Linked DNA regions of Homo sapiens: all the other regions are linked to region 4. Evidence: chromatin loops called from intact Hi-C (ENCODE). Cell type or tissue: Calu3. All regions are shown on one strand. Region 1 overlaps STARD3 (StAR related lipid transfer domain containing 3). Region 2 overlaps STARD3 (StAR related lipid transfer domain containing 3). Region 3 has its middle 9.3 kb from the start of PPP1R1B. Region 4 overlaps ERBB2 (erb-b2 receptor tyrosine kinase 2).

Evidence for each region. Peaks named below come from ENCODE experiments on the same cell type or tissue, not always from the same donor. Only the 100,000 strongest peaks of a DNase experiment are listed, where the experiment ranks them.
Region 1: a loop joins it to region 4, with 2.9 times the contacts of the local background. A loop is called at or near these places in 9 of 110 quality-filtered maps.
Region 2: a loop joins it to region 4, with 2.4 times the contacts of the local background. A loop is called at or near these places in 11 of 110 quality-filtered maps.
Region 3: it touches region 4 in a loop (2.4-fold over the local background); 4 of 110 quality-filtered maps call a loop at or near these places.

Annotation. Positions count from the first base shown.
Region 1 is chr17:39,652,654-39,655,153 of GRCh38, reverse strand. STARD3 (StAR related lipid transfer domain containing 3) reads right to left here. Exons shown (of 15, transcript NM_006804.4): 2 at 1,404-1,673. The coding sequence starts at 1,622. Among named protein-coding and RNA genes, the nearest start is that of TCAP, 11 kb to the left of the region's middle. RefSeq lists an enhancer at 591-1,152. In Calu3, no CTCF peak of the experiment used is centred here; DNase peaks (open chromatin) are centred at 402 and 1,123.
Region 2 is chr17:39,662,442-39,664,941 of GRCh38, reverse strand. It overlaps STARD3 (StAR related lipid transfer domain containing 3), which reads right to left. Exons shown (of 15, transcript NM_006804.4): 15 at 741-2,138. The coding sequence ends at 2,034. Among named protein-coding and RNA genes, the nearest start is that of TCAP, 1.7 kb to the left of the region's middle. In Calu3, no CTCF peak of the experiment used is centred here; DNase peaks (open chromatin) are centred at 11, 971, 1,871, 2,321 and 1 weaker place.
Region 3 is chr17:39,616,451-39,618,950 of GRCh38, reverse strand. No RefSeq gene overlaps it. Among named protein-coding and RNA genes, the nearest start is that of PPP1R1B, 9.3 kb to the left of the region's middle. RefSeq lists enhancers at 1-47, 48-548, 216-719 and silencers at 781-920, 1,001-1,100. In Calu3, no CTCF peak of the experiment used is centred here; DNase peaks (open chromatin) are centred at 320, 860, 1,130 and 2,210.
Region 4 is chr17:39,715,983-39,718,482 of GRCh38, reverse strand. ERBB2 (erb-b2 receptor tyrosine kinase 2) reads right to left here. Exons shown (of 27, transcript NM_004448.4): 13 at 2,050-2,182; 14 at 1,878-1,968; 15 at 1,003-1,163. Among named protein-coding and RNA genes, the nearest start is that of MIR4728, 9.3 kb to the left of the region's middle. In Calu3, no CTCF peak of the experiment used is centred here; DNase peaks (open chromatin) are centred at 1,242, 1,881 and 1,989.

The DNA of each region.
Region 1 (2,500 bases), 63 kb after region 4:
TGGGTAAGGAAACAAGTATTCAATGAAGGATGCAGGTAAGTTTTAGTGTTTGCTTTGATGTTGGATGGGACCTTGAAAAGGAAGTCTGCCTAAGACCTTAGAAGCTCTGCAGAAGGTCCTGAGCCTGCTGGGCCACAGCTTTTTCATGGGTAAGATGGCCCCTAGGGCCATCCATGGCCATGGCTCCAGCTCACTGAAGGTGCCAGCTCATCTCTGGTGCACAATCGACAGTCACCCTCAGAGCCCTGTCTCTCCCTCCAGCTCAACATGCCCAGAATCAAACTTAATCTCTTTGCCCGGAGCTGGCCCCTTCTCTGAGCTCATCACCTCTATTAACAAGACATTGTTTTCTTGTCACATAAGCATGAGACCTGGAGGAAGGGCCCTTGCCATCCGGAAGTCTGATGGGGAGCCCATGCTGCAGAAGGAAAACGAGGGGAGGACTCAAGGGGCTGAGTCCCTTGCTGAGGTCATCGGGCCAAAGCCGAGGAGGAGCTGGGACAGAACTGAGCCTGGGGTGCCCTGCTTCCAGGGCTCCTGCTTATGTGGGCTTGGCCCTGCCTGGAGACCAGATCAGGCCACTGCCAACTAGACTGTGTTCCTGAGGGTGGGCCAAGCACTGCGTGGGGTGGGGGTGGGGCAGCTCTGGTCTCCAGGCTGCCCGGCAGCATCTCATTAGAGCCACTGGGAACTGGGAGTTTTTCCTGTTTTGCTTCCCACTGTGCCCTCTGCTTTTATTTACTTATTTATTTGAGTCAGGGTCTCACTCTGTCACTCAGGCTGGAATGCAGTGGTGCAATCATGGGTCACTGCAGCCTCAGACTTCTAGACTCAAGCAATCCTCCCACCTCAGACTCCCAAACGGCTGGGACAACAGGTGTGCACCACCACACCTGGCTAGCGTCTGGTTTTAGCACAGTGGTTGGGACACAGCAGAGACTCAAAAAATGTTTGCTGAATGAATGAATGAATGAATGAATGAATGATCGAACAAACGAATGAATGAACCAACTGGAGCCAGAGGGCAGTGGCAGGCAGAAAGAAGACAAAGGTTTCAACAGCTCTGCCAGAGCTGGGTCTCCCCCTCCTCCTCTCTCGGGAGCCTCCACTAGGGGGCAGTATGGGGCAGAGGCCAAGAGCATGAACTCAGCTGGAGGGTAGGTTCAAGGCCGTTGCCTTCACACACTTGGGTGCAGAGGGACCTTGGCCAAATGACACAACCCCTCCGAACCCCTCCACATTCCTTCATTCAGAATATGAGAACCCCTGTTGTTCCTCCCAGTCTTCATTTTACCCAGCTAACCAACCCCAGGGGAGAGGCAGCCCTCCCATGTGGCAGATGGACAAACTGAGGCCCGGGTGGCCTGCAACATGGCCTGTGCCCCCACCTCGCCCCCACTCACATTCAGTTCGATGATCCAGAGCAGGGAGATGAAGAGCAGGTCGAAGGTGACGAAGAGACAGAAGGTGCGGCGGACATCAGAGATGGCCCTTCGCTTCTCAGGCGGCGGAAGGAGGTGCGAGGAGAGGCTCTGGCTGTGGGACAGTGAGGAGCCCAGGGAGGCCACGGCAGGCAGGCTGCGCTCCAAGTCTCGGGTCAGCTCCCTGGGCAGCTTGCTCATCCTGGTGGGCCCCCACCTCAGGGCGGGGAGGGCGCGGCCTCAGCAGCAGGGCTGGGGGCGAGGCAGAGGCAGAGTCCTGTCAAACTCCTCCTGTCCCTCCCACACAGCCACCAGGGCCACCACTGGCTCCCAAACGCATTTGTCTCTACACTGGGTCCCAAGCCCAGGGCCCAGGGCACTGTTGCCCAAATGTCCTCCACCAGCCTGGCTCCCAGGCTGCAGGGTTGAGCATTCCGCTAATTATCTGTCCTCCTTCCTGGTGCTCCCTGCCCCAAGCCCAGCAGCCACAGGGTTCACCCCTGGAGGGCTCTGGGGTCCCTCTGCATGGGCACCTACCCCCTCCTGGATCCCTGGGGCTGTAGCCTGCTCCTACCAGGCCTAGCCCTGAGCTCCAGCCTCTGGTCCTGTCAACAGCCTCTGGGCCTGCCACCACCCCCAGGAGAAGAGGGCCCCAAGCTCTGTTCTTTGTTTTCCAAGCACAAAGCCACATTCCCTCCCAGCAGCCAGTCTTCCCCTCCCACCCCCTAATCCATGGCAACTGGGAGGGCCTTCCTAGAGCAGTGTCTGTGTGCTTGGAGCTATGGAGAGCAGGCATCTTGGTCCCTCTCAGCTCCACCACCCCTTGCCCTGCCTAGGTCCAACCACCACCATCTCTGCCTGGACCATGGCAATCTGCTTCTCACGGGTGGGCCTCCAGGCTGCCTCTCTCACCCTCCTGCTCTTCACATAGCCGGCCTAGAGAATGCGTTGCAATGCCCTCCCACGGTTTCCCACCCTTCTCAGGCTAACAGTCTCCTCACCAGGCCCTCTCAGTCCAGGCCTGCAGGTGGCCTCTGCCCAGCCCTTCTCTCTGTCTTGCTGCCACCGCCACTCTGGCC
Region 2 (2,500 bases), 54 kb after region 4:
GCTCTCCTCTGCCTGGGCTCAAGGGCATATCCCCAGAAGGGAGAGTGCAACCACGTCCTCAGGCGCCTGCACCAAAGGCCTAGTGCCTAGTCCCCAGTCACCCTCACCACACCAGCAGGGGCGGAGACAGTCAACTTCATGCCTGGGAACCTGGGGCATGAGCCTTGGCCAGGTGTTTTCCTTCCCCATGGCCAGTGGTCAGGTAAGTGGTCTTAGGAGACAGGTCTCAGGAGACAGTCAGGCTAGTAGGGGTGGAGGGCCCCCAGTTCTACCCCAACACCTGTGTTGGGTGAAATGGGAATCCAGGGGCTCTGATGGGTGATAGTCAGAAGGCCTGGCTCCAGATCAGCCATAAATAGGCTGTGTGACCATGGGTCAGTCCCTGCCCCTCTCTGGGCCCCTTTCCCCACTTTCTGGCCACTGCAAGAGGACCAGAAGAGCTCTGGAGCCTGCCCGCTCTGATGTGCTACCTGGGAGGGGACTGGCTCTTCTTCATGGGGAGCAGGGGAGACAGATGGCTGTGGGGACAGTCCAGCACCCCAGGAGTAGCAACTCATGGTGCAAGAGGCTGGCAGACAGGTGGTGGGTGTGGGGGGATGAGGAGTGAGAACACTGCCGAGTGGACAAAGGGTGGCAGGAGAGGCAGTGACAGGGGCTGAGCTGAGGACCCTGTGGGGACGGCAGAGTACCCAGGAGCACGTGGGTGCAGAACTGCAGACTATTGATTACTGAGCACTGTCCCCGGTTCTTCATATCTTTTAATCTCATAACAACCCTGTGACATCAGTCCCATTTTCATAAAGTGGGAAGCAGAAGCTGAGAGAGGTAGATTCGCCCAGGGTCACACACCTAGGCAGGACCGAAACAGGATCCACCTGGCTCTGAAGAAGCTGGCTCTGCTGGAAGCCTGCATGCAGGCAGGCAAGGGGGCAGGCCAGCCGGGAGGGAGGAGGAAGGCAGGCAGTGGCCTGGCCCCGCCCTGCGATCCGGGCTCCAGGCCGCCCCTGGTGTGAGTGCCGTGCGGGGAGAGGGAATGGGTGAGTGGAGTCTGGGAGGTCCGGGGCTCCAGGTGGCCTGGATCCCAGAGGTGCCTCAGTGACCCTGAAGCTCAGGCCCCATCTCCAGGCCACACAGTCAAGGCTTGCTGTGGGCACTGCCAGGTGCCCATACCCCCACCTCCATTCCTGGACTAGAGACTTTAAACTTGCCCCGCTGAAGCCTGGCAGGGGGCGGGGCATTTTTTTCTGACCAGTCATCTGCTCAGTTGAACTGGTCAGGAAAGCGGGGAGTGGGGGGTGGGCGGGGGGGGAATGGGGGGCATGTTTCAGGAACTGGCTCCCCGGGCTCCGCCCTCCTGTGAGCCCAGGAGAGGCTGTGTGAGGGGTCTTCCCTCTTCATCCAAGCTGCTGCCTGCCTTTCTCTTCCCTCAAGAGGCAAGGCAGTGGGAGGGGCTGGAATTTTTTTTTTTTTTTAAATTCATGTTTTTAATTGGCTTAATACAAAGGTCCCCCAGGAGGCCCTGGGAGGAGGGGGACAGCCTGGGAGAGGCAGAGATTCATGGCCAGCAGCCCACCCCCACCTGCCACCCACTCCCCAACAAGGGTCCCAGACTCTTTCAATAATCCTAAAAAAACCGACGAGAGCGCAGGCAGATGAAGAGCCCCTTCATCTTCACACGGGTGACAGGCTGCCCTGCCCTGCCCAGGGCCCTGGTCCTCCCCAGCCAAGTCAGGTGCCCAGCCCAGACCCTGCCCTGGCAAGGTGGGGCAGAGCAATCTGGTCCTCCAGGAGGCAGGGCGCCATGTAAACATCAACAGGCCAGACCCCACTTCCTCCAGCCAGTGGGGCCCCGGAGTCCAGTGCTCCACCCCACAGCCTGCTCAGTCAGTCAACTCCAGGCACTGCGTGGCTCGGTGGAGGGTGACAGCCTGGGGCCAGGTCCCATGTGGGCAGTGCGAGCCCAACTGGCACCCTTTCTGGCTCTGGAAGTGGTGGCGACAGGACCCTGGCCCGCAGGGTGGGAGGGGGCACAGTCACGCCCGGGCCCCCAGCTCGCTGATGCGCTGTCGCAGGTGAAAGGCAAATTCAAACATGGTGGCCGCGAGGCTCTGGTGGATGAGGTACCGGGGCAGGCGGCCCTGGGGGAAGGCAGGCAGAAGTCACACTTGATGGCCTGCCCTCAGCAGGGTCTCCCCTTGCAGCTGGCACCAGCAGGGGGGCTCTGGGCCAGAATGCAGGTGCAGCTCTGGAATCCAGCCTGGGTCGCCCTCTCCCACTCACCCCTGGCAGGAAGAACATGCTGGGCCTGGCTCTTGGCACCAGCAACACAAACAGACCAGGGTGGGGCCGGGCTGGCCACCAGCCACCCTTCCTCAGGGCCTCAGGACTCAGAGGTAAGAAGGGGGGGCACATGCCCTACAGCAACCCAGGGCTAAGAGACCATCTGGACCCTGACCCAAATTTTCAAGTAAGAAAGGTGGCTGACAAAGGGGAGGCCCAG
Region 3 (2,500 bases), 100 kb after region 4:
CAGCCATCCAGGAGATGGAGTCTTCATTCCTGTCTCCCAGGCTACCTGGGGCCCCAAAGCCTTGGCATTGGCCTCTCACATCTCCTAGACCTCTTTCCTTTCTTAAAGAATCCTAGTTCAGCTCCTGGTCCCCGCCCAGGTTCTCTCCTTAGAAGCCACTAAGGAGGACACTGAGCCCCAGAGGGGGAGGCAGAAGCCACCGCACGCCGGAGACGGCCCCTGCAGAATGTGAGGCCGCATCTCCAACTCCTTCTAGGGTGCCAGTCCCCGCCGGGGTCAACGGCGATCCCCACCGCTGCCCCTTCCCGCCGCCACTGGCCCTTTAAGAGCCTCTCCGCGCGCTGCCGTCCCGGATCAGCCAGAGAGACCATTAAAATTTTATGCAGAATGAAAATGGGCCAGGTCTCCAGCTTCCTCGCTCCCATCCAATGATTTATTACTCGCAAATACCACAGAACTAATTAGTATAGTAATTAATTAATACGCATTTGCATATTTGCATGTGCAATTAGTGCAGTGGAGTGATTACTGGGAGAATGAGGGGCCCCGATTGTCAGATGTGAGGGGGAAGTGGCCTGGAAAAGAGTTAGTGGGAATGAACTTTGTAGGGAGCGAGATGGCGGGGAGGGAGGGGCAAGCGCGGGCGAGGCGGGGGGCACCGGGGCACCTCGCTGGGGCACAGGGCGGCCCCGCCCGGGAGCATGGGGCAGGACTCCCCTGCGGGCCCAGGACGCAGGTCGGGGGCCGAGACCCCGGAGCCCCCGCCCCGCCCGGCGCGCGGCCCCGCCCCGCCCCCGCCGCGTGGCATGGCTCCAAGCGCGCGCCTGATTGTTATGCATTGTGTTTCTTGTAGCGAACGGAGCCGGGCGGAATGGGGCTGGCACAAGCTGTTTCCCTGCCACGCGGCGGTGGCACCTTAAAGGGGCAGCGTCCCCTTCCCGCCGCCGCGGCCGGCCCGCCCGGCCCCCGCCGACCCCACCTCCGAGCCGGGGCGACCCGCTCCCCCAAGCCCGGCTCCCCCAAGCGGGAGGCCGCGGGGAGGCCGCCCCGGGAGGGCGCGCGGTCCCATGGGGCGCGGGGCACGTGCCGAGGGAGCCCGGCGGGCAGGAAGTCAGGGCTGCGAGCCGGGATTGGGCGGCTGGGGCGCGCCGGGCGCCGTGCCAGGCGCGGGGCGGGGGTGGCGAGGAGAGAACCGGGAGCAAGCCAGGAGAAGGACAAGGAGGAGAAGGAGCGAGTGGCGGGGGCTCACCGGGCGCCAGGTGCTTGCTCCTAGGACGCCGCTGCTCCTCCTTGCAAAGATTTTGTGAGGCAGGGCTTCTTATTCCCATTTTACAGACAGGAGGGCAGACGGGGGCGGGGGCTGCAGGTAGCTGGTGAGCAAGTGGTGAAGCTGGGGCTCCTGAAGCTGGTCTGTCCATCCCCAAATGTTCAACGCGGTGCCAAGGGCCAGAGGCTGGAGCGCCATCAGGGGACATCAGGGAGGACTTCCTGGTGGAGGCAGCACCTCACTGAGTCTGCAAGGGCTAGGAGGGAGTCTTCTGAAGAAGCTGAGGAAAGTGGTATATACAGGGTGGAAAAACTCCATGGTTAATGTGACTGCTCCCTCTCTGTGTTTAGAAGCAGCCTCCACCCACCTACCCACCCATGAGCAGAACTTGATAGATCCAGGCCAGGGCATCATGGCTCCTGTGACTTGGGGACCTGGCCAGAGGCCAGTTGCCAGAGGGCAAACCCTGGGCACAAGTCCTTCCCAGGGCACCCTCCTTTCCCTCTCCATTGCGGGGTCTGCTGGTCCTACGGTGTGGAGACCACAGCGGTTTCAGAGAAAGGGACACACTTTATAATAGTAAGAGCATGAGCCCTGGAGTCAAGTCAAACTTGGTTCAAATCCCAGCTCTGCCACTTTCTAGCTATGTGACCTTGACACATCAGCCTTGACGGCAACCTCTCTGTGCTTCAGCATCCTGGTCTTTAAGTGGTGGTACTAGGAATCCCTCCCACAGATGTCTTGTCAAGAATAAAATGATTCCTGTGAAGGCCAGTGCCTGGCACAGATAGCACTCACCATTGTCATTATTACATTAATAAGTATGTTATCACACAGAGTGCTGAGGCTCTGGGAATGAGAGGACCCCAAAGTGGCAACAGAGTCCTGGTTTCCAGTCCCAGCTCTGCCACTCACTTATTGTGTGACACAAGGCAGGTTGCTTCCCCTCTCTGTGGCTTCTTCATCTGTAAAATGGGGAGTGAGCCCATGAGACCCTACCTCTCTAGACTATTCCCTTCCCTCCCTGTGGACCCCAATTAAAAAGTCAGGCAGGGCACAGTGGTGTGGGCCTGTAGTCCCAGCTACTTGGGAGGCTCAGGTGGGAGGATTGCTTGAAGCCAGGTATTTGAGTCCAGTCTGGGCAACATAGCAAGACTCTTGTCTCTAAAAAAAACAAAAAACGGCTGGGCATGGTGGCTCACACCTGTAATCCCAGCACTTTGGGAGGCCAAA
Region 4 (2,500 bases):
CTTATTTGACTCGACCTAATATAAATGTAGTATGTCTATATAAGTGTGCAGAAAAGAGCCTGGAAGGGTGAACACACAAGTCAATGCGGTGGTTCTCCCAGCAGACAGGAGAGACTGGGTGGACAGGGAGTTGAGTGAAAGGGCACGTTGGCTTTGTAACATTTATACTTTTATGTTACTGAAAATGTTTATCACAAGGATGTATTCATGTGTTTCATGTGTAAAGACAACTAAATAAGAAAAATTAAAAGAATAAGGTAGATCACCATGTTAGAACATGGAAAAACATTTCAAGGTTCTGGAAAGTGAGAAAAAGCAATTTGCAAACAATATGTATGATCTATGATTCTATTTGTTAAAAAGAAATATATGACTGGGCATGGTGGCTCACCGCTGTAATCCCAACACTTTGGGGGACCGAGGCTGGCAGATCACCTGAGGTCAGGGGTTCGAGACCAGCCTGGCCAACATGGTGAAATCCTATGTACTAAAAATACAAAAATTAGCCAGGCAAGGTAGCACGTTCCCGTAATCCCAGCTACTCAGGAGGCGGAAGCAGGAGAATTGCTTAAACCCAGGAGGTGGAGGCTGCAGTGAGCCAAGATTGTACTACTGCACTCCAGCCTGGGCGACAGAGTGAAACTCCGTCTAAAAATACATATGTGTGTGTGTGTGTGTGTGTGTGTGTGTGTTAAAATGTGCACAGATAAAAATAACTGGAGAATAATATTAATATATGTTAACTTATATATACATATTAGAATGTGCACAGACAAAAATAACTAGAGGAAAAATATTTCAAATTATTAACAGTGGGGATAGAACTGCTAGGGCATTAATTTATATTTCATGTTTTAATTTTACAATTTTAACAATGTGTTATTTTTGTCATCAGAAACAAGATATGACAAAGGGAGAGTTGGTCCCCTTTTATAGTAAGAGCCCCAGAAAGACCCCTGAAAGGAAAGTCCTCCTTTCTGCAGAAAAGACCGTTGGACTCACGAGTGGGTGCAGTTGATGGGGCAAGGCTGGCATGCGCCCTCCTCATCTGGAAACTTCCAGATGGGCATGTAGGAGAGGTCAGGTTTCACACCGCTGGGGCAGCGGGCCACGCAGAAGGGAGGGTCCTTATAGTGGGCACAGGCCACACACTGGTCAGCCTCCTGGGGGGGGCAGAAAAGATTTGTGGGGGGCTGGCACTGACACCCCCAGGGCAGTAGGATCAGGCCCTTAGTTGGGTCCCCTTTGTGCTTCCCAAGGCCACCCAGCAGCAATTTTCGCCATGCTCCTGGGACAAACACCCTTGCTCTTCACCCAGTCTCTGTGGCCCCTCCCTCGGGGCCCTCCTCCAAGCTTGATCCTGGGCAGGGACTTGAGCCAGAAAATGGGAGGCACCCAGAGAGGAAAACGCATTACCTAAGGTGTAACAGCGAGTAACAACAGTCACTGCTCTGTAGAAAGCCTTTCCCGTGCTTCACTGTGCCAAGCCCTGTTTAATTTCATTCTTGCCACACCCCAGCAAGGTAGGTATTATTACAATACCCATTTTAGGAATAAAAAACCAAGGTTGGAAGCAGGAGCTGGGTCTGAATCCAGGTAGTCTGACGCCTGAGCCCACAGGGCTCACCACCCTAGCACAGCCACAGTCACAGCCACCAACACAGACCTCCTTAGAACCTTTTCATAGTCTGAAGGGCCCCAGTGTCCCCCAGGCCCCTTTTCTGCCACTCTGTTGCTGTTCAGGTCTGAGCGCTGAGCCCTCTCCAGGGATATTTTACCAGATAGCACACCCTACTGCATCTCGCCATCCTGCCAAGTCCCTGGCAATCCCCCTCGCTGCCCCCCTCCACCCAGCTCTGAGCCCGCCAGCAGCTCACCGGTCCAAAACAGGTCACTGAGCCATTCTGGGGCTGACACTCAGGGTGGCACGGCAAACAGTGCCTGGCATTCACATACTCCCTGGGGAGCCTGAGAGAAGGGACAGTGGTGAGGGGGTCTGAGAGGAGCCCCATGCACCCCTCCAGCCACCCTCTCCTCCGCCCCTCATACCCCTGCAGTACTCGGCATTCCTCCACGCACTCCTGGCCCCGAAGGAACTGGCTGCAGTTGACACACTGGGTGGGCCCTGGACCCCAGCAGTGCCCTCGGGCGCACAGCTGGTGGCAGGCCAGGCCCTCGCCCACTGCAGTGAGGAGGAAGGGACCGCAGGGGACTTTTAGGGGAGGCCCCAGGTCCAAGTGAACCAGGGAACTGGCTGTGGGCATGGCTGTGGGCTGGAGGGGTGGGGACAGGTGGGGCCGATGTAGGGAGAGGAAGAGTTCTGAGATTTCAGAAACAGAGGGGGAGGGAAGGATGCCAAGGCAGGTAGGACCCAGCTAGAGAAGCCATGCCAAGAGGCCAAGCCAGCCAGAGCTGTGCTGAGTCAAGAAGGGTGCACAGAGACGGGCAGTCTGCACAAGTCCAAGAACGCTGCTGCCAGGGCCCCCTGGGCACTGCTGTG